3 separate regions of the Homo sapiens genome follow, and regions 2 and 3 are each linked to region 1. The links are chromatin loops, found by intact Hi-C in ENCODE. Cell type or tissue: PC-3. All regions are shown on one strand. Region 1 has its middle 100 kb from the start of FAM174A. Region 2 has its middle 41 kb from the start of MIR548P. Region 3 overlaps ST8SIA4 (ST8 alpha-N-acetyl-neuraminide alpha-2,8-sialyltransferase 4).

Region 1 (8,000 bases):
TCTCCAATTGTGATCTGTTGCAAAAGCAAAATGGATTCTTATTGCACTGATGCAAACAACTATATTGCCATAAGAATACTCACAGGTAGTTTCCAAATTCTAGAGGAACCAAGCAGAGAAAAACAAACATGCTCCAAATTTTGTTCATAGGAGTATAACTTACTCAAGTATTAAAGGCTGTAAATAGTTAAAAAATAAGTTTCCTTGACACTGAAAAACAAAACAAGGATCAGCAATATTCCAAGCAAAAGTCAAAAATATTTGCTTCAGAGCTTCAGCTTTCTGAGTTCAGTCCATTTAGTTAAATCTTATTTTGCTTCATATTCATAAGTATTGCAGCTCTTTATGAGTCCTGTCCATTTTCCTTTTTTCCAATGTTACAATATCTAAAGTTATCAGAAGCCTGTATTTGAGAGCACCTGTTAAAGTTCTATAGCTCATTATAAGCCACCTTTGAAAAGGATTAAAACTAGGCAATTGTCTGTTTTAACAAAATGTCCAGGGCAGTTATGGTTAGAAACAGGATTGACAAAGAAGTTTCCTTATCTCTGTGGTTTACAATAAATTAACGTAAAAACCTTAATTATAATTGATAGCATATATTCAGACATTGGAATTTTAAAAATCCCATACAATTCTGGAACATATATAAGCACTATTTACTAAGATATAACCTAAAGAAGATTGAACATCATTTTTGGCAATCCCATGTACCTAAACATGACAAATAATCATGTTTTCCTCTCTTTTCTGGACACTTCAGGGGCCCTCTGAAGCATTAGAAAAGCCAGGTGCCTGGTTTCTTCAGGTGCTCTCAAATACAGGCTTCTGATAACTTTAGATACTCAATGTACTCAATCCGCTAGAGCAATTTCCACCCAGTGTTCGAATCTCAGGTTCCACACAGGAAGAGGAGGAGCCCAGCTCTTCCATGCTGCAAAGGGCACTAACATCTGTGGCTCCACCCCAGTGGGCAGGATGTTTGGAGTTTCTCCAGGGTCCCCCTCCCACCTGACTGTCTCAAAGCTACGAGCCATACATTTATATCAGATTCATTTTATTTTTCCACATAGAATTCTAATTTTTAGAGCTATATAAAATCATGACTCAAGTTATTTAACCTGTATTTTGCACTTAATTGTAGGGGAAAAAGAGTAATATCTTTTCTTCATCCATTACAAGTTTATGGTCAAGACATGGGACCCTTCAGAAATGAAGACCCATAGAAACGGGAAAAACTGTGTATTTTTATGGACGATCATGAAGAAGAGTGATTGGAGAACAAAAGGGTATGGTCTAATGGCAATAAGCTGGAGAACTAAGTTTGGCCTGTTTGTTCAGATTCTACTGTCTCTGTGTCTTCACTCCTTTCTTCTGAGTACAGAGAGACCCATCTGAAATGAAGGTTCTATGACTTTAAAGGAATGTCAGATAATTCTTTTATGGCCTGCTTCAGAGGAGAATTGTGAAGGAATGTCAGAGTGTCCTTCCTGCTTCTGTTGTTTTCTAAAATTCCTTTAGGTTAAAATACTCAGTATTCCATGGTGCCACATTTTGAGGTACTGTGTCATGAACCTCATCACATCCATTCATATTCCTGAGCAAGGACTTGTTACAATTTAAATCTTAAATGTTTCCTATGCTTGAGGAAATATATATTTCTGAGAAAGGCTTTGGAAATAGCCAAGCTCTTCATTAACTTTATAAATAAGCATCTGAAGTATGAAGACATGAAATCTCTTGCCTGTGGAAATAATAGTGGGAGACCTGGAAGTAAAAATCAAGTGACTTTTTCTATTACACTTTCTTCTATACTGAAGCATGTAAGGACATGTCAGACCGAAATGCAACAAAATCTCACAGTCCTCTGGGTAGCCTCAAACCAACTTTCCTTCCATATTTAATGCTTATGATTATTCTTATCTAAATAATTAAGGAAATGTATCAGTCAACTAAGCCAAACTTGCTATAAACAGTTGCTGAATATATGTAACGACAAATATATTACAGTGACCAGTGCAAGTCAAATTTTTTCTATGATGTATAATAGTAGAAGCTTCTACTAAAGAATATTTCAAAATTATACTGCTATTATCTCCAGGAAAGAAATGCAAAACAACCTGTAAAAGGGATATATTATAGCTCCAAATAATAACAGTGCCTGCTTGGGTAGTATCTCCTTCCCTGCAGGCATAGTTACACAGGAGTCAGACCTAATGAAAAAGAAAAGATAATAATAATAAAAAATTCAGACTTCAGGGTACCATCAGAGGTCCACTTTATTTTCATTGTAAATTTGTCTTAAACTTAATAGACAAGGAAAAAGAAAGCAGAGGATACAACAAGGAAAGGTATTTTAAACTTTAGGATCTAGTTTACTATTTTCCTTAAATATATTTGCTTCAAAAAAACAGCTGTGAAGATGAAAGATAAACAGTCATCAAAGTTAGTTAACTGCGAAGCTACATGAAGGGTTCCCCTCATTTGAATTCCCCTTACTTTCCTCTAAAGACCCAAAGTGCACTCAGTGTAAGTGGCAGCTTTTCTGCCTGTCATATCTGAGAAGAGAGTCACTTTTTCATGCCTGGAAAACTCTGGCTGCAGGGAAGATGAAAGTTGGTGTCAGAGGAGGAGGGAAAGGGCTGATGGGCAAAGGGTAAAGACCAGAGCTTGCATTGTCTGGGTCAGCAGTAGACCTCACCAGAGGATCAGCATCAAGTAGCCAAGTACGGAGAATATGCAGACTGAAAAAGAGAAGAAAAAAAGTGAGATACTTAACATTTCAAAACAGTAAATTGAAATAGCCTTGCTGTTATTGTACAGTGTTCTTAGGGTGTTTGAATATTGTTTGTTCTGTAATATCTTCAATTTCTGCTACAAATACACAAGTGATGAAAACAACATGATTATAAGACTGGAAAACTACCTTTTTTTCTTTTAATTCTCTACCCATGTTGTAAAAATTGGTCTATAGAATAATGTTGAGAGCAATGGCACTTACTCATATGTTTCAAGAATGACCTTATTCCGGCTCACCTTGGCTTGAGAAAGAAGCCTCAGTTTAATTCCACTTTAGAGTGGTTTGGAATTGACCCAACACTTTTATTCCTCATACAGTGGTCTTGCAGAGAGATATAAGAAAGGGATTTTTAAAAATACAACCCAAAGGATTATTCCAAGTCCTAAGAGAAATGGATCTTGGCTTCTTTGAGCCTATAAAATTAAAAATAACATACCAAAAATTATCTTAAGTCTATAAAACTACTGGAACCAATTCTTATCTCAGTATACTAGGTCCCTGAATCTCTATAACTGGATGAAATAAATTTAATATTGAGAAGTGTAAAGAAAATTCTTAATTTATTATCTATATTAAATGTGAATGTTTAAAGTATGAAAATTGCTCTGACTTTTAAGAAGTCAGGTGGTGAAACAAAAGCACATGTATTCACCCAGAGAGAGAGGAAGCAAATAGTTCAATCAGAGGGCAACAAGAGTACATATGATTTCTCCTTTATAATATATTCAGAAACATTGTTTATTCAATTAATTATTTTTTTAGAGAGAGGGTCTCACTGAATGATCATGGCTCATTGCAGCCTCGAACATCTAGGCTCAAGTGATCCTCTCACCTCAGCCTCCTGAGTAGCTGGCACTGCAGAAAAATATTGCTTTTTAAACAGAAGAAGAGTCTAAAGGCAGAATCGAATACTGAGGATCATTTACTGCTCGGTTAATAGTGAACAGGGAAAGGATTACTGTTGTTGAGAATACTATTTACATAGAGGCTGAAGATCCAATCCAGTCAAATAAAAAGAGACTAGTATATATAAAAAGATGGCCAGGTGCAGTGGCTCACGCCTGTAATCCCAGCACTTTAGGAGGCCGAGGTGGGCGGACCACAAGGTCAGGAGTTTGAGACCAGCCTGGCCAACATGGCGAAACCTCATCTCTACTAAAAATACAAAAATTAGCTGGGCGTAGTGGCAGGCGCCTGTAATCCCAGCTACTCGGGAGGCTGAGGCAGGAGAATCGCTTGAACCCAGGAGGTGGAGGTTGCAGTGAGCCGAGATAGAGTCATTGCACTCCAGCCTGGGCCACAAGAGCAAGACTCCATCTCAAAAAAATAAGAAAAAAAAAAAAAAAGATGACCTTTAAAAACATAATGGACTTTTATCTCTAACCAATTAAGGTAAACTTATTTGCCTGGCTTTCAAGGTTGTGGCCTAAATTTGTACAAGTCTTCCCATATACCTACCCTGGTCTTCAGTTAAATCAATTGCCATTGCTTCACACATTCAATCTTATGCTACTAAGTCTTCGTTTTTCCTTTCAATCTAAGCACTACAATCTGTGCTGTCAAAATTCTATTCATTTTTCAAGCTCCGTTTAAAAAATGTCACCTCTATTTTATGAAGATATTCTTATTTTTTGATTCCTTTAATTTGCTAAAAGCTAAAATGTTTATCCTCCTCCTTTTCACTTCTGTTCCATTAAGATGAGGATAGGAGTGGTAAAGTGAATGAAGAAGATTCTTAGGAAAAGATCTGAAGTTAGGTGATTTTTCTTTAAGATTTATGAACATTCAAGTTTTCATGTGATTTTCTTTTCAAGTTACTTTATTATTGTACAATTTGTTGAGTATTTATTTTGAGCCAAACACTGTGTTAGAACCTGGAATTGAAAAACTAGATTAAAACTAAGTACCTACCCTTAGAAATTCCATAACTAATGGGCAAGGATTTGAATATTGCTAGACAACAAAACAGAGAAAAGGGCCAAAGAGAAGCAAGCCATTAGCACATCACATAAAATTTTCATAAGTTTCTTCATGTCTAATTTACTCAAGATTCAGATTGTTGAGTTCAGTAAAGATTATTTTGTCATATTATTCATCACTGAAGATACACATTAGTCAGCTAGAAATAAAAACAAACACACACCAGAAACAAACAAAAAAAATATAAATCTTATTTATTGCCCTGGGCATGTTTGAGTTTTCTTCTCAGTTTCATGTTTGGCAGATTTTCACATTTCATAGCTCAGTTAGCCCCTGTGAGTCAGATGAAACGTTTCAAAAAACTATTCTTGACTACTTATTTGCATATGTATATATGTTATAAGCTTGAAATTTTAAGATTAAGTTTTTGACCACAATGTTAAAGTCTCATGATAGAGTATGAATATTTTTAGCAACTTTCTCTATAATTCAATCTCTAAAAGTATTTTCTTATGCTGAGCCCAAAAAAATGTTTAAACGTGTAAAAAAGTAGACAAATATAAACTTAGAAAGAACAAAAGATAATAGAGCCTCATAAATTATTTTGAAAGTTACATACAAGGAAATATTTGCTCCTTTTCTCATGAAGATAACATATAAAAACTTAAGTTGGAATTATTATGGGAATTATGAAGCCTCATCATTGTGGCCTTGAAATAATGACTTCATTTTCTGAATAAAGACTGACCAACTGTGTGACCTCGAATTAGCAATTAATCTCTCTGTGCTATCAATTATTCATCGTTAATATTGAGCTGAATATTCCTTCCTATCAAACATTTTTAATGGTGTATTATGCCCTTTAAAAGGAAAGTATTTTGGAAAATTCAACAAATATTGACATATTTTTCAACTATCAGTAATTAGGTGAAAACAAAGATAAACTAAAACTATAATTGTTGCAAAGGAAAATATGCATCTGTGAAAAAATCATTTTCCCCTTCGATAACTTACTCCAGAAATCTCAGAATATAAACAATTAAAATATAAAATGGATTTTCTTATGGTAAGAATACTGATAAAATGTTTATCAGCCGTTTTGCGTGTCCATGCTCTACAAGTGGCCTTAGCACAGTGGCTGACACAGAGAGAACTCTGGACTCTCATATACCTGAATTTCAGAAGCCTTGTATTATGGTCTTCTCTAAGAGTTTGAGAATATAATAGACACTCATGAAGATTCTTTCCTAAAAGAGGAAAGCATTTAATTAATTGATTCATTGGTTGGTTATAAATGCCCTGCAGTCAAATGACCAGGAAACAGGAGGCAGAGACTTTGGAACTGTTCTCCAAGCCAATTCTGTTCAAAGACAATCTGTATTGATAACTCTGCAGGCATAATCCTTTGAGAATCCGGGTGGCAGGCCCTGTGAAAAGCATAGTTGCTCAGCATCCCAAGTCATGAAAAAAATTTGTTTAACTCTATGAATTTCTTCAGAGTTCCTGGGTCAGAAAAAGTTACTGCAGTAGATTTGCTTATTGTACTAACCAGAAACAGTCTTAGCAGGAAAACAAGACCTGGAAGGAAGGTTTTAAAAAAAGGTTGCTAGAGGACATAGATAGATAAATAGTAGAGAGATGTTACTAATCTCCATACTCTAATTTAAAAATATAACAAGGTAGGGATAGTATTTACATAATATGGCTTTTTAATTGAATGATAACATATGACAATGGTGGTAAATCTTATGATAGGAATTACATGATAGCTATAAATATCACCTAAAAGGATTGTACTGAAATGGCAATTTTAATCAGTACAATCTAGCTAGTCAATTTAAAGACTTACCAAAATACTCACATTTTAAAAACCATTAGAAAGTCCAATTTTATAAAACTGTCTTATTGCTTGATTCTTGGAATTCATGTAAAGATGAGACAATTAATGGATAGCTAATTCAAATAAACATATATGCCTCTCTTATCTCTTCATTAATATGCAGTTTGGTCAAAAAATGTAGGTTTTTTCAATTCTATCTACCAAACATAAAGTTATACATTGAATGCAAGGGTTTTCCTAATATAATATGAAAAATAAATTTAAACATATAAATAATATATAATAATAAGCTGACTTAGTGCTCATATTTCTGGCAACCTCAAATTTTCAAAATACATCTGTATAGCTACAGACCAGTAAGCAAGATTCTGATGGGCAAACAGGTTGAAGAACATGGCAAGATTCATAGAAGAAAAAAGACTAACCTCATTTTCTGGACTACAGTCTAATGAATAGGACTGTCTTATTTTATAAATAATCTGGTGTATGTGCTGTTTAACAAGTCTTCCTCAGATACAATAGCAGCATGTTGGAAACTAAAGGTAGAATGACAAAATTTGAAGAGGAGAGGTCATTCAGAGAGTTAATAGAAACCTATTGTGAAAAGTAATATCTGATATCAACACATAGTAGAGTTATAAATTATGAGAAAATACAGTTATTTAAGAAAACTGCAGAAAAACACAAATTATTACAATGGATCCCCTGTCCTCATGTCTTTAACAGGAAACTCCCCAGTGTGGTGTTTCATATATTCTAGAAAAGACAGAGTTTAAATGAACTTCTCTTTTGTGTCGCCAACTCAATTTGGTCCTGTTTTGTCCATTCCCATTGTCAATAACTTCATTCAGTCCACTTTCATCTCTCTCCTTATTATAATGACTTTCAAATGCTTTTTCTGTAGCTTTTTCCTAATTTTGCCTCGTCTAAACTAGTTTCTGACTTACAACCTAGGTTACTTTTATATAAATAAGTTTGATGATCTCACCAACCTATTTAAAATTCATTCAAGAGTACTCAGTAAACCCAATATAATGTTATTTCTCTGAGAGTATTCTTTACTATACACTTCACAAACTTCTACCACTACTGTCCATCCTAACTCTTTTTCAGTTCTGCAAAAATATGTCATCTTATAGGCCTCCCATGCTTCACATATGCTGGACTCCGCTCCAGCAACACTCCCTGTCTTTGTGTAGCTAACTCTTAGTTTTACATTTATTCCAGATATAAAGACAGTGACCTCCATTCCTGGGCGTTTGTTTCTGTTATGTGCTTCCATAGCAGCTATCAAGGCAGTCATCCCATTGTATTTATTTGTTTAATTAACTATCATTTTCTTCACTAAAATATGAGTTTTTCAAAACTAGGGACTAAGAAAGCAGTGTCTGAATCCTTTTCAGTACTCCACTGTGTTACATTTTCAGCATGTTAAGTGGC
Region 2 (8,000 bases), 140 kb before region 1:
TATTGATATCTATTTAATCACTTCTGAACTCAGTCTGTGAATTTCTATAATATGTACTGTTAAACATGTCATCTATGTTGAACCTTACATAATACCTTAAATGGTATATAAAAATTGACTGTACCTCTGAGTATTTCATCAGGATATTTTTAAAAAGAATTTATTTATATCTTCCAAATCAGAATTATATCCCAAAACACTTTTTCAAGATTTCTATAACTGGCTTTATAAAAAGCTATATCTGATGCAGATTTTTAATAGTCAACATTAAAATAGAGAATATTAGGGGTTTATTAGTAATTATTTAGACCTGCCAAACAGTATCTTTTATCATGGAGACAATTAGTTATTGTTAAATTTGACATGTTAGCTCTGTATTCCTAGGTCCTAGTGTAATGTCAGGTATATAATAGACAAAAGCATTTGTTAAATGATCAAATGAAGCAATGGTTCCTCTCTCTGGGAGTTTCTACTCCGGATGAGAATATGAAACAATGGAAACACAAAAACAGTACCATAGTAATAACACTAAAACATTAGAGACAAGATTGAACATTGTGGGAGGTAATATTGCAGACCAGGCTGAATTTTAAGTGACATAAACTTGTTTTCAAACCCCTGCTCTGTTACTGAGTAGCTAGGGGACTTCAGGCATATGACATCTCCTTTTGAGCCTTAAATTTCTCATCTGTGAAATGGGTCTAAATGAAAGCACATTAGCTTTCCAAGATATTGCTACTTTATAAATTAAAATAAAATTTGACGGCCAGTAGAAATCATGGAAACTTTTGAAGAATTGGACCATAAACTGAGATTTTAAGAATGAGTAGAATTTCAGATAAATGAAGAGAAAGGAAATGGAAACTGAGTGTAGTTGCAGTAAAGAAAGCAGAGGAGAGAAGAAAATAAGTGCTTATATGAAGAGAATTGTTAAGCTTTCTGATAATATGGGGGAAACATTAAGGTAGCTTTGATTAAATCAGTGGTGATGGTTGTATTGTATTGCACATGTGGATAAGTCAAAGATAACGCCCATGTTTCTAATTTGTGAAACAATATAGAGAGTGATATAATTCACTGAGGCAAAGGACACCAGAAAAGAATCAGATTGAAGAGTGGTAAATCAAGAACCCTGTGTATGGTAAGTTGAACTGCTGTAACTTTTTTGTGTTAATGTGTAATTATTAAAGAACCAGTTGAATATTGAATGTACTGATCTGGAGCCGAGAGGTTTGAATTAGAGATGTGGTTGCTATTCAGCGGGGAGAATCAGGAAGCAAATTCACCAAGGAAAAGGTATTCTCCAAGTGCAACATGATCAGAACAGGCTGGAAGCCAGAAATATTACATAGGATGCACATGTAAAGCTTACGGATGGGGAGCTGAAATTTTAACTGGAACCAAGAGAGATATGCTGCCAAATAAATGAATTGAGAAATCTTTAACTTAGTAGCAACATTTAAAGCCATAGAGGTATATACAATGTATAAGAGAGAAAACATAGAAAGGGAACAGAAACTTGGCAGAGGGCCCCATTTATGGAGCAGACGGCAGAAGAGAAGCTGAAACAGGAAATGAAGAAAGCATGAGTCACTGGGAAGCAAAACTTTAAAATGCAACTTCAGAAGAATCAAAGGAAGATAGTTTTAAGATAGCCCCAATAAACATTTAAAAAGTACCTCAGAGAAACCAAAGAAAAGAGCTTAGACATACCCCATGAAATTAGCAATTTTATCATACTTGAAGGCAGTGATGGAGTCTATAGTCAACTTGTAAGTAATGTGGGAAGTCTATAGATATTTGTCAAAATCTTTACTGGTTGTTTTCCCAAGGATCCAAATTCTTCCTTTTAAACAGTATGTCTTTATCTCTGGAATCAACATGAGAATATCAGAAAAACAAAATATTCTCTTTTAACATTTGTCATAATAATGTATATGCAGGACAATACGTTATAAGCATTTATATTAGTTATACATGTTACCAGTTATCTGAATTACATTAAAATTAGCATCTCCATTTCCAGGTGGATATTTTAAGGCCAAGGAAATGTCAAATGACTTGCCTTTTGTTCTGGTAAATCAGAGAAAATGGGCCTATCACTTAATGTTAATAGCACTTGGAATGCCTTCCAATTTATTTTAATTAAGGTCTTCATTTTCTGTGCATTTTTATATAATTTATTTTAAAATAATTTATAGCAAGGGAAAATTGTGATTTATTAAGAATAATCAGGACTTAATTCAGGCTAATATAACAGAATACCAAAGACTGGGTGGCTTAAACAACAAACTGTTTTTTTTTTGTTTTGTTTTGTTTTGTTTTGTTTTTGAGATGGAGTCTTCCTCTATTATCCAGGTTGGAGTGCAGTGGTGTGATCTCAGCTCACCACAACCTCCGCCTCCCAGATTCAAGCCATTCTCCTGCCTCAGCCTCCTGAGTAGCTGATTACAGGTGCGTGCCACCATGCCCAGCTAATTTTTGTATTTTGAGTAGAGACGGGGTTTCACTATGTTGGCCAGGCTGGTCTTGAACTCCTGACCTCGTGATCCACCTGCCTTGGCCTCCCAAAGTGCTGTGATTACAGGCGTGAGCCACTGCACCCTGCCAAACAACAAACATTTATTTCTCACCATCCAGAGGCTGGGAGGTCCAAGATCAAGGTGCTAGCAAATTCAGTGTCTAGTGAAGGCCTTCTTCCTGATTTTCAGATGACTGATTTCCTGCAGTATCCTCACATAGTGAAGAGAGAGGGAGTGAGCACTCAAGGTCTCTTCTATAAGGGCACAAGTCCCATTTATTAGGGCTCCACCCTTATGGCCCAATCACCTTCCAAAGGCTTCATCTCCTAATTACATCACATTGTGGGTTAGGATTTTAACATATAAATTTGGCGGTGATACAAACATTTAAGCCACAACAAACCACAAATAAATAAATGCTTCCAAACTTATTAAGAGCATTCTTCTCTCCTTTAAATTAATGTTGACATTAGAATTCACTAAAGGAGACCAAATTTTTTTTGTATTCTGCTGTTGTGACTCAGCAATACATACTTCTTCAATCAGCCTCTCTTGTATGAGCCTTATATTTCACAAACAATGGTTTGTGAAAGAAGTGTATATAATATATATAATTATGGCAAAGAAACATTGTGATTTGTTAAGAATAATCATGTCTTAGTTTAGGCTGCCGTTACAGAATACCATAGACTGGGTAGCTTAAAATATAAATAATATATATTTTTGAGTAAATGCATCAGAGACATTTAAAAATATTTTAAGCTTTAGGGTAGAGTTGTGGTAGGGAAAAGTTTGTATTTCTTTACCTGTGCCACTGCATCTTCAAAAAAAAAAAAAAAAGGAACTAAGTTATATATATTAAAGGAAATGTGTCACGTTAGTAGACCTAATTTCCTTTTCTTGATGCTTATTATCGGAATGGATTATTGCTTAATGAAAATTTTTAAAAAGGGGACCTCCTTCTACCCTGGGAATTTTTACAACATTTTGAAGAGCAAAGCTTAGTTTAAAAAGAATTTCCTTTGAATTTAAAAGCTGTTTTAAACATTGAGCACGTGCATTTTTATATGCATTTGTAGGCAAATGTCACACTTTCAGGCTTTAGCACCCTCTGGCCTCTACCCACAATGTCACTCTGCATGCCTCAGAAAACACAAAGAAGTAATGCCACTGGATAAATAACTTGAAGTGAGAGACCCTGTTCATTGCTGTGAGAAGCCAGCGATTTGTTTGACTCCTGCAGGGACCAGCCCTACAGGGTCCATGGGTCTCTCCCCGTGTGCGACGATGAGAGAGTGTAGAAATAAAGACACAAGACAAAGAGATAAAAGAAAAGACAGCTGGGCCTGGGGGACCACTACCACCAACGCGCGGAGACCAGTAGTGGCCCCGAATGTCTGGCTGCGCTGTTATTTATTGGATACAAAGCAAAAGGGGCAGGGTAAAGAGTGTGAGTCATCTCCAATGATAGGTAAGGTCACGTGGTTCACGTGTCCACTGGACAGGGGGCCCTTCCCTGCCTGGCAGCCAAGGCAGAGAGAGAGAGGAGACAAAGAGAAAGACAGCTTATGCCATATTTCTGCATATCAGAGACTTTTAGTACTTTCACTAATTTTCTACTGCTATCTAGAAGACAGAGCCAGGTGTACAGGATGGAACATGAAGGTGGACTAGGAGTGTGACCACTGAAGCACAGCATCACAGGGAGACGGTTAGGCTTCCGGATAACTGCCGGCAAGCCTAACTGATGTCAGGCCCTCCACAAAAGGTGAAGGAACAGAGTCTTCTCTAAACTCCCCCAGGGAAAAGGAGACTCCCTTTCCCGGTCTGCTAAGTAGCGGATGGTTTTCCTTGACACTTTTCGCTACCGCTAGACCACGGTCCGCCTGACAATGGGGGTCTTCCCAGATGCTGGCGTCACCGCCAGACCAAGGAGCCCTCTGGTGGCCCTGTCCGGGCATAACAGAAAGCTCTCACTCTTGTCTTCTGGTCACACCTCACTATGTCCCCTCAGCTCCTATCTCTGTGTGGCCTGGTTTTTCCTAGGTTATGATTATAGAGCGAGGATTATTATAATATTGGGATAAAGAGTAATTACTACCAACTAATGATTAATGATATTCATATATAATCATATCTAAGCTCTATATCTGGTATAACTATTCTTGTTTTATATTTTATTATACTGGAACAGCTCATGTCCTTGGTCTCTTGCCTCGGCGCCTGGGTGGCTTGCCACCCACAGACTCCTTGCTCTAGCAATAACATTTCTCTTGTCACCAAGCATCAGTAACATGTAAGGTCTATCAATAAAATATAATATGATGTTTGCTTCAAAAATGCACAATTTTTATACCACATTTTTGGATCATCTTCATTTTATCATTCTCTTAAACCTCCTACTCACTTTCCTTCTTTGAAATTCAGTAATTTTATTTTTTATTGTCCATTTTGGATATTGATTTTTTTAGATCTTCTTTTCTTTTGTAATCGGCTGCCATTTTGACCCTTCATCCCACCACCACATACACCTTCTAAAATTTGATGAGCTCTGTCCTATGTACCATCCTCAGAAAGTTTCCTTCATTACACCTATATCTAAGAAAGTAGATCATAATATTTAAAAATATGTTTTTTCGATGTTGCACCTTTTTGTGGTAAAATGGTTTAATAATGATTTTTAACATTTTCTTGCAAAGATAAAGGAGAGTCTTTTATCACAATGTACAAATTGCTTATATTCAAGAACAGAATTTACAGCATCTAGAGTAGGACTCGAGGAATCTCTCTTCCCACTTAGACTCTATCCTCTCATCTACCCTGTCCCCGGAAGGCCCAGCTAATATTGCCTGACCAGTAAACTATGAAAACAAAAGTGAATGAGTCAATATATTTCATTAAGATTCCACTCAAAGGGCTGGGTGCGGTGGCTCACGCCTGTAATCCCAGCACTTTTGGAGGCCGAGGCGGGCAGATCACGAGGTCATGAGATCAAGACTATTCTGGCTAACACGGTGAAAACCCATCTCTACTAAAAATACAAAAAATTAGCTGGGTGTGGTGGCGGGCGCCTGTAGTCCCAGCTACTCCGGAGGCTGAGGCGTGAACCTGGGAGGCAGAGCTTGCAGTAAGCTGAGATCGCGCCACTGCACTCCAGCCTGGGTGACAGAGCAAGACTCCGTCTCAAAAAAAAAGAAAAAAGATTCCACTCAAAGAGAATTTCTACCTTGGGGCCAGTGTAGTTCAAGGTTGGGCTGATGATCTTATGCTAATTTCCTATTTTCTCTCCATCTATGTGTACTTTAAATCCTTTAAAATGTATGAGATGTAAAGTGTAGGAGAAATAAAAAGAAATTATTTTGCACACAGATGGTAATACATATATATGTACCATCACCCCCCAAGATATGGTCCTAACATAAGTGGATCCCAGAGAGGTCTGGACACTTTTGAAAATGATGAAGCCATAAATGGTAGTGAATAGAGCATGCGAGTGAGTATTGTGCCATATCTTCAAGTTTGATTTCAGGCAAGCAAATACAACCTCCATGGTATGAGCCTCAGAATTCCTTTTGGAAGCAGAAATCCGAGCAAGATTACAGATAAAAATGACCCTCCATTGGCTACCCAGTGTCACTGTAGTGCCTTGGTTAAAATAGGCTGCCAAATCACTTCAGGAGAGTTGTTTAATTCCATCCTGATCAAATTTTACAGGTCTGTGATTCAAATTATTCCATGTTGTCGGTTTCAAGACTTCATCAGGAATGAATTTGTTCTGCTTGGAGTCCTTAGTTAGTGTTTGAGAAAGACCTCTGTGATTAGCCAAATCAAAACCTTTCAGCTGCGGCAGCAGCCACATTCAGACTGAATTTCTGCAGCTGACTTATCTAACAAAACATTATCCTCTCTTTAATCAAAGGCCTAAACACATGATTTTGTTACTCACTTTCAGTAAATAATTGAACTGCGAGCAAACTGCAGAATGTGGAGGAGCTACGAAGAGACACACCCTATCCCCACTCCCCAGGTGGGGGTATCTCTTCATTGCCACTCCACATAAATCCTCTCAAATCCTCTCAGTCCTCTCAACCCAGCTACTCATTCAGGGTGACAGAAGTGAGGCCTTTAGAATACTTCTGCCAGGGGAGCAGCTGAATGCAGGCAATTCAAATGTGTGTGAAAAATCTTAACAGGAGCACATCAGGGAAGTCTCTGCCTGACCAAACAAAGGCACATCTCCCACATTTACCAGCCAGAATCTGCTTTAGGTTAATTGTTCTGCATATTGCAGGTAGCTTATTTCCTGGGGCTTCCAGGAGCCACAGCTTCTTTCCACTATATGCAGAAACTGGTGGAGCTAGGAAGACACTGGGTACATTTCCCAGGGTCTTGAAGGGGATTCTAAATAGCCATCTTGTTTTTTCCACAGACTTTCTTTTTTTAAAAAAGCTCAATGACTGGCATCTCTCCTAGCTTAAGCATGCACACAAGTATAAAATTCTGATTTCTTGTTTCATGCATGGATAGTTGTTTATTGTTATCATTTGCTGGTTGGCTAAGCTCATTGATGACTTTAGAAGGCAAGCAAGTACCTCTAGTTTACAGCTGAGTACCTTGGCTGGTGTGGAGCTGTACTGGATGGGAGCTTATTTGGATGTCTGGTGTTTGTTCACGGTTATATGATGCTCTTACTTCTGCTTCAAAAACAGCAATTAATCAAGACATCTGACAAGTACTCTAGGATTGCTTTAGAACATCTAGCTTCCCAGCATCACCTGCAACCCTTCCACAGCCCCTAAGAGAGTAATGTTTCACTAATATTGCAGAAAACGCATCTGGACGATAATCCTGTGGCAACTCTACTCATAACTGATATTTTTCTTCCTAAACATGCGTATTCTCTGCTTGATTCTTTTTGTGACAAACAGCAATTAGTTGATTTGATGTTAAAGGTGAAGTCTATGACATTCAGATAAGATAAAAATGAGAATACTTAACGAGTGTTGTATTATTTAATCTTTATAACTATGAAAGATGGGTACAGTTATCTTTATTTTATTATTGAAGAAGTAAAGCACAAAGAGGTTAAAATACAGCTGAAAACAATACTGTATTATTAGCAGACGTTTTTTCTCCTGTTATTTCCACCTTAATTTTCCAAACCAAGCAGTATATTCATCACTGTTTTAGGATGAGATTTTAGTAAAGAAATAGCCAGTCTCTGGCTTTTGCATGCCCCATGCCTAAATTTATTAATACAGTGTTTGAGGCAAATATTACAATAGAAATAGTGACTTTTAGGGAGAGAAAAAATATCAAAATTTAAAAGAAGGAAAATGCCTTCCCATCTCCCACCTTCTAACCCCAACCCCTGGCTAAAGGAAAATTCTCCCACTTTAGATATCTGTGCTTACGTGATGAGTAAGAAATAAAGCTAAAGGGGAAAAAAGATGAAAGTGGTCCTGAGTTGAGACTATT
Region 3 (8,000 bases), 220 kb before region 1:
TGCTGTTAGAATTTCTTTTTAATTGATAAAAGTATTTACAAATTGTTGTCTTTATGATGTCTTATCATTTTAATTTATTCATTTTTTGGTTCCTTTTACAATATGCTCTATTTTTTATCCTTTCTTGAAAAAACAAGTGCTAACTTGTAATTAGTCATACCATTCAAGTCTCCAAGGAGAAAGCTGATAAATGTGAAGTTTTAGTTTGATTTAAAATGTGGATTCACAAGTAAGCACTCTGACTAAAAGCACCTTTCCTGATTTTACAGATTCTTTTCTGTTGATATGCTGAAGTGAATAAAGACAGTGTAAGACAGAGCCGTCCTTACCACTTGTCCGTAGCTGAAGTCCTGGGATAACTCTCTAATTTTATGTCTTATTTTAATCCATTGCTTTATATCAGAAAAGATAATTGTATTTTAGATTACATTTAAATAAATTAAAGATATTAATAGCATTTTAGCGACCTCATAATATTTTGAGATAATGCTTTCAGTATCCTCTTATTATTTATTTCAAGACTTGAGTTCCAATGCTAAAGAAGATTTTTTTATTTCAGCAATAACATTTGTTTATGTGTAGTTGTTCATACTGGGTACATTTCTTATATGATATAAATCTTTTGAAGAGAAAGAAGATAAAAATTTACACATTTCAATATATTTATTTTAAAATTAAACTCCATGAGTGGATTTTACTTCTCATTTTCACCTAGAACAACTTTTTATTTTAGGGAAGAGAATATGGGCCACTGGTTTTATTGTAAAGAGTCTTGATTTGAATTCATGTGTTCTGAATTTTAGTACTGTACTTTTAAATGGCATCTCAGAAGTGGGTCATTTTTCTTCTTTCTTCCTTGCTTCCTTCTTCCCTCCCTCCTTTAGTGTGTGTGCATCTACTATTAATTACCTAACTTTTTCCCACACTTCCATCATAGGAAATCTCAGAATCAACCTTTTATTTTCCTTCACATTCTTTCCTATGTCTGTTTTCTTTGGTGGCTTTTCAGAGGAGCACAACCTTCTGTATATTCCTACCTGGGAGTGACTTTCTGCATGCTGGGATTATCCACCCAAGACCCTACCTTTGGGGAGGAGGATTTACAGAAGACTGAGAAAAGATGAAACCTTCACTTTAGCCAATCAGACTTTCAGACCAAACATGAGGTTCAACAAGGTGATAGAAGTCACAGCCATATCACTTGCACATATGCAACTGAACTTTTGACCAAGTTCTTTGTATTTATTTTTTGCTTCCTTTCCATTCTTAGGGATTAAGTGGTACATAATATTTAAGAGCATGAGCTTAAAATCTGCCTCTATTACTTAAAACTATGTACTCTTGGACAAATTTCTTGCAACTCAGTTTCCTTATCATTGGAAAACAGCAATAGTGACTGTCTCATTGGCTTATTGTGAGAATCACATATATTACATGCAAAGCACAGAGAATGCTCCCTGGCACATAACAAATGTTCAATAAAAGGTATTCGGCCAGGTGCGGTGGCTCATGCCTGTAATCCCAGCTACTTGGGAGGCAGAGGCGGGTGGATCACCTGAAGACAGGAGTTTAAGACGAGCATGACAAACATAGTGAAACCCCGTCTCTACTAAAAATACAAAAAAAAAATGGCTGGGGTGGTGGGGGGCGCCTGTAATCCCAGCTACTTAGGAGGCTGAGGCAGGAGAATCAGTTGAACCCAGGAGGCGGAGATAGGAGGGAGCCGATATCCCGCCACTGCACTCCAGCCAGGGCGACAGTGTGAGACTCCATCTCAAAATAAATAAAGAAATAAAGAAATAAATATTTTAAAAATTTAAGTATTCTTCTTAGAGCAACAATAAAATATTTTTCTTATCTTCTATGTGAATTATGTTATTATGAAATTGTAACTGGGAGGCCTTATTCTCCTGAACAGTTGAGTCATATTCCTCTTTTTAAGTACAATTGACCATGTCTATGAGTTTTAAAGTTTCCACACTGCCTATGGAGTCAAATTTGTTTCATCTAATATTTAAAATATTTGCAATCTGGCCCCATCAGTCATTCAAGTCTCAATTCCTAGGGGATCAAAAGTAAATTTCAGCCACAATGGCTTACTAAATGTGTTATAAATAAAGTTTGGGCTTCCTTACGCTGTTGCTCAGAGATCTTATTTGACATGCCTTTAACTTACCTGCATGCATTTCAAAAGATTTATTATCATAATAGATTGTAAAAGGAAAGAGCATGTAAAAGGAATTAGCATAATCTAATATGTTTTATCCACCCAGGGCAAGGAATTTTGAGAGGCATTCCAAATATTTTGTTTCATTTAATTTTCCCAGTACAGTTCCCATCAGTGTTAGCCTGATTTATAGAAAAATTTGAATCTCTGAAATATTTTTATTTGTCACTTATACTTCAATAAAGGAAGAAGTAAAAAAAGAGTTATAAGCTTGGACAAGTTAAGTAACTTGATTGATGTGAACTCCATTGCCCACATGGTTACTGATGATCAAATAGCTAAGAATAGAAATGAAGCTAAATATCTTTTATTTCTTAAAGTTTAAGCCAAATTTGGATAAATATGAGGTATATATTTAACATTTTTATTTAAATTAAACAATATATTTTTCCTTGGCACGCTTCCCCTTTTTCTCCCCTCCCAAATCTAAGCTATTCTCTAGAATTTGTGCAGTTATAGCAAATTTGACCGATGATTCCATTTTTCTTTTCACAGAAGTATCGGAATGACACAGTCTAACATATTTCTTGGTATGCAGATCTTTGTTTGCTAGAAGGAGTTTGATTATATTTTCATTCTGTGAATTTCTCTAGAAATTATGACACTGTTCTTCCCACCCTTGCCAGTAATGTTAACGAACCTGGGTTTGTGAAAAATTTCCTCTTCTGTTTAGTCATTTCATTATTTTCATGATGTGTGTTGTTTGTATTTCTATCAAGTTGAGAATTTCAACAATTGGTATTGTTAAAAGCATAAAATGTGGTGTGTGTGTGTGTGTATGTGTGTATTTTGTGTGCCTATTCATCATACTGAACATGCAAATGTTTAATGTGATATTTCAACTTTATTTCTTATATTTTGTTTACTACATTATGGTATACCACATGAAAGTCCATTTTAATCCTATGGTTAATATTTCAAAAGTCTTATCAATTAGTTATTTAATACTTTCTAGTATCATTTTGAAATCCTGTCTATCAAGAGATCTGAGGTATAGATATTATATTTATGTTTTAGATGTTTAAAACCTTTTGTTTAATAACTGCTCAAAATTTGGGAAAGGTCATGGCTGAATGGCCTTGAATAACATACCTGAGTCTTAGGAATCTGAGATGAAAAGCTAGGGATAAATGATAGAACACTCTTTGTTCTATAGGAAGGTTTGTGTGCAGGATGAATTTATAGACATTTATCACATTTCTGAATGAACTCATATGTATAATAGTGTCAGTTAAAACTCCTGTCCTGGAATGATTCCAAACTAGATGGTGCTTTTCATTTATAACCTATATGCCCTTGGACATGTTTCTCAACCACTTTAACCTTAGTTTCTCATCTAAAAGTGAAGTTGATACTACTTTTTACCTCAAAGCAAAATGAATGGTTTCAGGTCTATGTGGAGCCCACAACCTTCATGACAGGAAAGTCAAAGAGACTGGCAGGTCGCATGTGCCAACTTTCCACAGAAATTTTGAGAAAGTAATCAGAAAGTCTAAGAAAAGACAGCTAACAGATTTTTTTTGTTCTATTTGCTCCTCAAGCTGAGAAACAAGATGGGAGCAAACGGGATCAATAAGCTTCCTTTAGGGGCAGAAAAGAGAAGACATTGGTTCCTATTTCACAGTGGATTGACAAAGGTGTTTCCGTAGGTAATAATGTTTTGGCTGAGAGATGTCAGTTAGCACAGGAAGCAACACAGTGGGATTGGCCAAAAAAGAAAAAGGATGATAATTATGTATTTGGAATTTGTCTGAATATTAACAAAGGTGGGGAAAATTTGGTCTATAATACACCTAGAATTGTTTTCTTCTTATTTAATCTGTTGGGTGTGTGAAAGGATGTAAGTGACAACCTCCAATTATTACAGAACACCATGTTTTACACCGTATTTACTCCAGTTTTGGATGATGAGTTCTATACCTAGCACAGATACATACAATACGTTGTAGAATTAAAAAATGTAGAATTAAAAAATTGGATAGATTATGTCATTGTTAAATAACATAAATAACTAAATAGCTAGAAAAAAAGTCTGAGCTTCTAGAGTAGTGTTTGCAAAACAAACTCTCAATAAATGCCTGTTAATAAATGCAAGTGGGATCTCCTAGTTGCATACATTGTTGAAGTATCATTTAACTGCAGAGAATAATGGCCAATCCAAGAGAGATTTTTTGCTAGGGAATTCTGTAATCTTGAGGTGCTCACACATGAAATAAACATTTATTCCCTATGAATTCTAAAATAAATATTTTATATAACTTTTAAATTAACATGAAAGTACCTTCAATTTTGCATGTAGGGATGAGAAGCCATCATATGCAGTGTGAAATCATGGAAGAAAATTCAGAGGCTTAGAATACAGTGGAGTTAGCTGCATTCCTGTAGGTGTTTAATCAATATTGGAGAATAAACACAAATAAATTGAGAACTGGGAAGTTTAGAGTAAATAAAGAGTATTGTTAATACAGCTAATTCTGTGTATATGTTTTCAACATGTCAAATATAAAATGGGCACAAATATTTAAATTGGCTAAAGATAATGTTGTTTGACTCTATTAAATGTTTATATGCACTCAACAATTTTGACTCACCAAAGTCCATCATTTTAAAACTGGCTACTCCTCTATTTTATGAGATTAAGAGTAATATGAGTATCATGTATTACTCATAAATGCTTGAGACACATTCTGGCTAATTTTGAATATTATAACCTCTAAGGAATTTTTTATAAAGAAAAATGAAAATTGTGATGGCAAATATATTCATAATCCTGCTCAATCAGCAGTTTTGCTGCTAGTAATGTTTGGATGCTCACAACAAGTCTACTGAATTGCTGGAGTGCAACACAGCTCGTTGGTTATTTTTGATTTTTTAATGCTTTCTTTTAAATAAGTGGCATTCAGCTAATTATATGACTAAAAATCTGACTCAACCACAGAGTTGTTAATTTACCAGCAACATGTGGACATTGTATTACTCTATTTTCCAGGGAAAATGTATATATATTCTTCCCCAGGAAAATGAACAAGCTGGACTCCTAAAACCACAAAGCGTTGTATTTTATGAAGTGTCTTCTGTCTTGTTATTTCCTGTACCTCAGTTACTATCCTTGACAAAGTCTGATTGTGCTCTGCTCAGATCCTCAAGACTCTGCATGTGGATTTGTTACTCTTTGATCTCCAATTGCTCCTTTAGTTAGCACCATACTCATTTAGCATTCATTAATTAAATCAAATATGTTGGTTTGTTTCCTAAATTAATCTGTTCTCCATAAATATTCTTATTCCATTAGCTTCTTTTTGCTTTCAAAGTGGAAAGCATTTATCTTTCAGCCTTCAGCTTTAATTGATGAGCATCTTACCACCTTTTGAGAAATTCATGACCAGAAAATCAAGAGTGGGTATTGGCAAATACGGATAGGGGGTGGGATGTTTAAAGATGTGGCAAGAAAAAGTATACAGTAATTGAGTGATTTTTTTCCTGAAGGGATAATTCAGCAGAATATATCATTTTTATTCTATTTAATTGGGTTGGTTTTTACTAGTTTTACTATTATAGTGAAAATAAAGTACAAATATTGTTTTCTCTACAATTGGAATCCTCTAAAAAGAAATTACTGAGGGTTTGTTTTAGTGGAAAAATATGTCCAAAGCCACTTCCCCAACAGGAACATGTTAACTGTAATGTTACATGTATTCTCCCTATTTTACCTAAAGAAGTGTCAGTAATAATGATGTCCAGAATATACTTTTCCCCATAGTATCCAAATTCATGTGATAACTAGCTTCATTAGGAGTTTAGATTACTTTTAATATTTGTGTAGAGCACATCTTAGGACTTTAAAATGATCAAGTCCTTGATCTTCCTTGAGTTCCACAAGAAGGTGTTCACTTTGACAAGTATTCGCATGCAGCAAATCTTTTTCTGGGTAGTCCTGTTTGTAATATTCTTACCATAATGAGAATGAATAATATCTAATAATAATTAGTGGTATGAATCATGAGTAGAAACAAATACATACTCTGTCATATAATATAGTGGATGTAATTAAAGATACCCAAATTGAAAAGATAATAATCTTTATACTTTCTAAATAATATTATTGTGTTAATATTTTTCCCTCAGTAGCTAACCCTAAATAACAGAGAATTTGAGATGAAATATATTTGTTGTTGTAGCTAAATATTGTCGGAGATCTAGGAAGTAACAAGATATATTAATTAAGAGAGATAAGGAACGATATATAAGACAGTATTTTTAGTATCAGAACACATACTTTACTTTTTAATTAAAATGTTTAATAATTCAATTAATGTGACAAAATACACAAGGAAGAGAAATGTAAGGAACTTTCATAATGTAGCCAAACATGCAAAAATGCAGAAAAAGAAAATCCCTTCCCTTGAAAGGCTGATAAAAGTATTAAAAATAGTTTCATATTTTCATGAAGGGTTTGATTGAATCGATTCAAACAACTTTTTCCCAATACAGTAAACTCTTGTTTATCAAAATCTAACTTTTCTTTTATCAACTAAAACCTACCTTTTTAAAAGCAAGTTAAAAATAGTTTTTTTAAAAAAAAAAATGAAGCTATTTTTAAAATCAGGTATAAAAAGGTCTATGTGACCGATCAAAGAAGCATCAGAAATTGGTTAAAGGCCAAATTCAAGGTGCTTTTCAAAGCTTTCTTCTAATATAAGAATGTTATATTAGATTATATAAATATAAATAACAGGTTATATAAACAACATCAGGCCCAAGCTCTTTTCAAAACCTTATGGCTCTAGTGGAGAAAACAGTACGGCATATTCTGTTCTTTCCCTACATATGCATTCCCCAGGGATGCATACGTCCGAAAAGGGAAAACAGATATTTTGAGGATGTCCTAAAATAACAGGAAGGCTGATATTTGATCTTATAGTAAGAGCTTTTCTATATTACTTAAAACCCCAGAAAGTCATATTAAATATGACATCTCCACTTTTCTTATTTTTCTTCCCCATTTAGACCTATAGAAAGCAATTGTAAATATGTTTGTGTAAAACACTATAAGGAATTGCACTTTTCCCCTAACCTCAGTGTGTAAGTAAAGCCAACTTTATTTCCTTACACTTACAAAGTTGTTGAAATGACTTAAGCTTTACAAGTGGTGCAGATTAGAATGTCAAGTCCAATGTGTTTTATTCACTTGTAGAGCAGCATGTGGTTTAAATTGACTACTGAATGGCCAAAGAACCCTTGTGAATTTACCATCATAAATTCTCTGATTACAAATTCAAATTGTGTGGTTTTATGAGATAATAGCAAAGGATATTCTTAGACAACAGGTTGAATTCATACAAGAGGCATTTTGAGCCCTGTACTGGGACTGTATATTTTTATTGCAGGCAGTATTCCTGCACGTGCGGAGACTTATTGAAAATGTAATCTTACCAAGTAGATGATCTTTTGGTTTTCTTTTCACATGGTTAAAAAAATGCTTATTTCCCATTCTTCTTTTCATGAACACCATTTTACCAGTGAATATTTCTTTTTTTTTCATTTGTCCCATTAATTTTTTCCTCTTCAGGTGTAATCTAGCTCCTGTGGTGGAGTTTGCTGCAGATGTGGGAACTAAATCAGATTTTATTACCATGAATCCATCAGTTGTACAAAGAGCATTTGGAGGCTTTCGAAATGAGAGTGACAGAGAAAAATTTGTGCATAGACTTTCCATGCTGAATGACAGTGTCCTTTGGATTCCTGCTTTCATGGTCAAAGGAGGAGAGAAGCA

The links. Peaks named below come from ENCODE experiments on the same cell type or tissue, not always from the same donor. Only the 100,000 strongest peaks of a DNase experiment are listed, where the experiment ranks them.
Region 2: a loop joins it to region 1, with 3.0 times the contacts of the local background. A loop is called at or near these places in 4 of 110 quality-filtered maps.
Region 3: a loop joins it to region 1, with 8 times the contacts of the local background. A loop is called at or near these places in 3 of 110 quality-filtered maps.

What each region holds. Positions count from the first base shown.
Region 1 is chr5:100,632,159-100,640,158 of GRCh38, reverse strand. No RefSeq gene overlaps it. Among named protein-coding and RNA genes, the nearest start is that of FAM174A, 100 kb to the right of the region's middle. In PC-3, no CTCF peak of the experiment used is centred here; a DNase peak (open chromatin) is centred at 4,938; H3K27ac peaks cover 1,101 bases.
Region 2 is chr5:100,771,411-100,779,410 of GRCh38, reverse strand. No RefSeq gene overlaps it. Among named protein-coding and RNA genes, the nearest start is that of MIR548P, 41 kb to the left of the region's middle. RefSeq lists enhancers at 1,604-1,673, 1,445-2,644. In PC-3, a CTCF peak has its summit at 4,432 (motif pointing left); a DNase peak (open chromatin) is centred at 1,560; H3K4me3 peaks cover 1,150 bases; H3K27ac peaks cover 2,205 bases.
Region 3 is chr5:100,856,193-100,864,192 of GRCh38, reverse strand. It overlaps ST8SIA4 (ST8 alpha-N-acetyl-neuraminide alpha-2,8-sialyltransferase 4), which reads left to right. Exons shown (of 5, transcript NM_005668.6): 4 at 7,797-8,000. Among named protein-coding and RNA genes, the nearest start is that of ST8SIA4, 43 kb to the left of the region's middle. In PC-3, no CTCF peak of the experiment used is centred here; a DNase peak (open chromatin) is centred at 4,842; H3K4me3 peaks cover 474 bases; H3K27ac peaks cover 768 bases.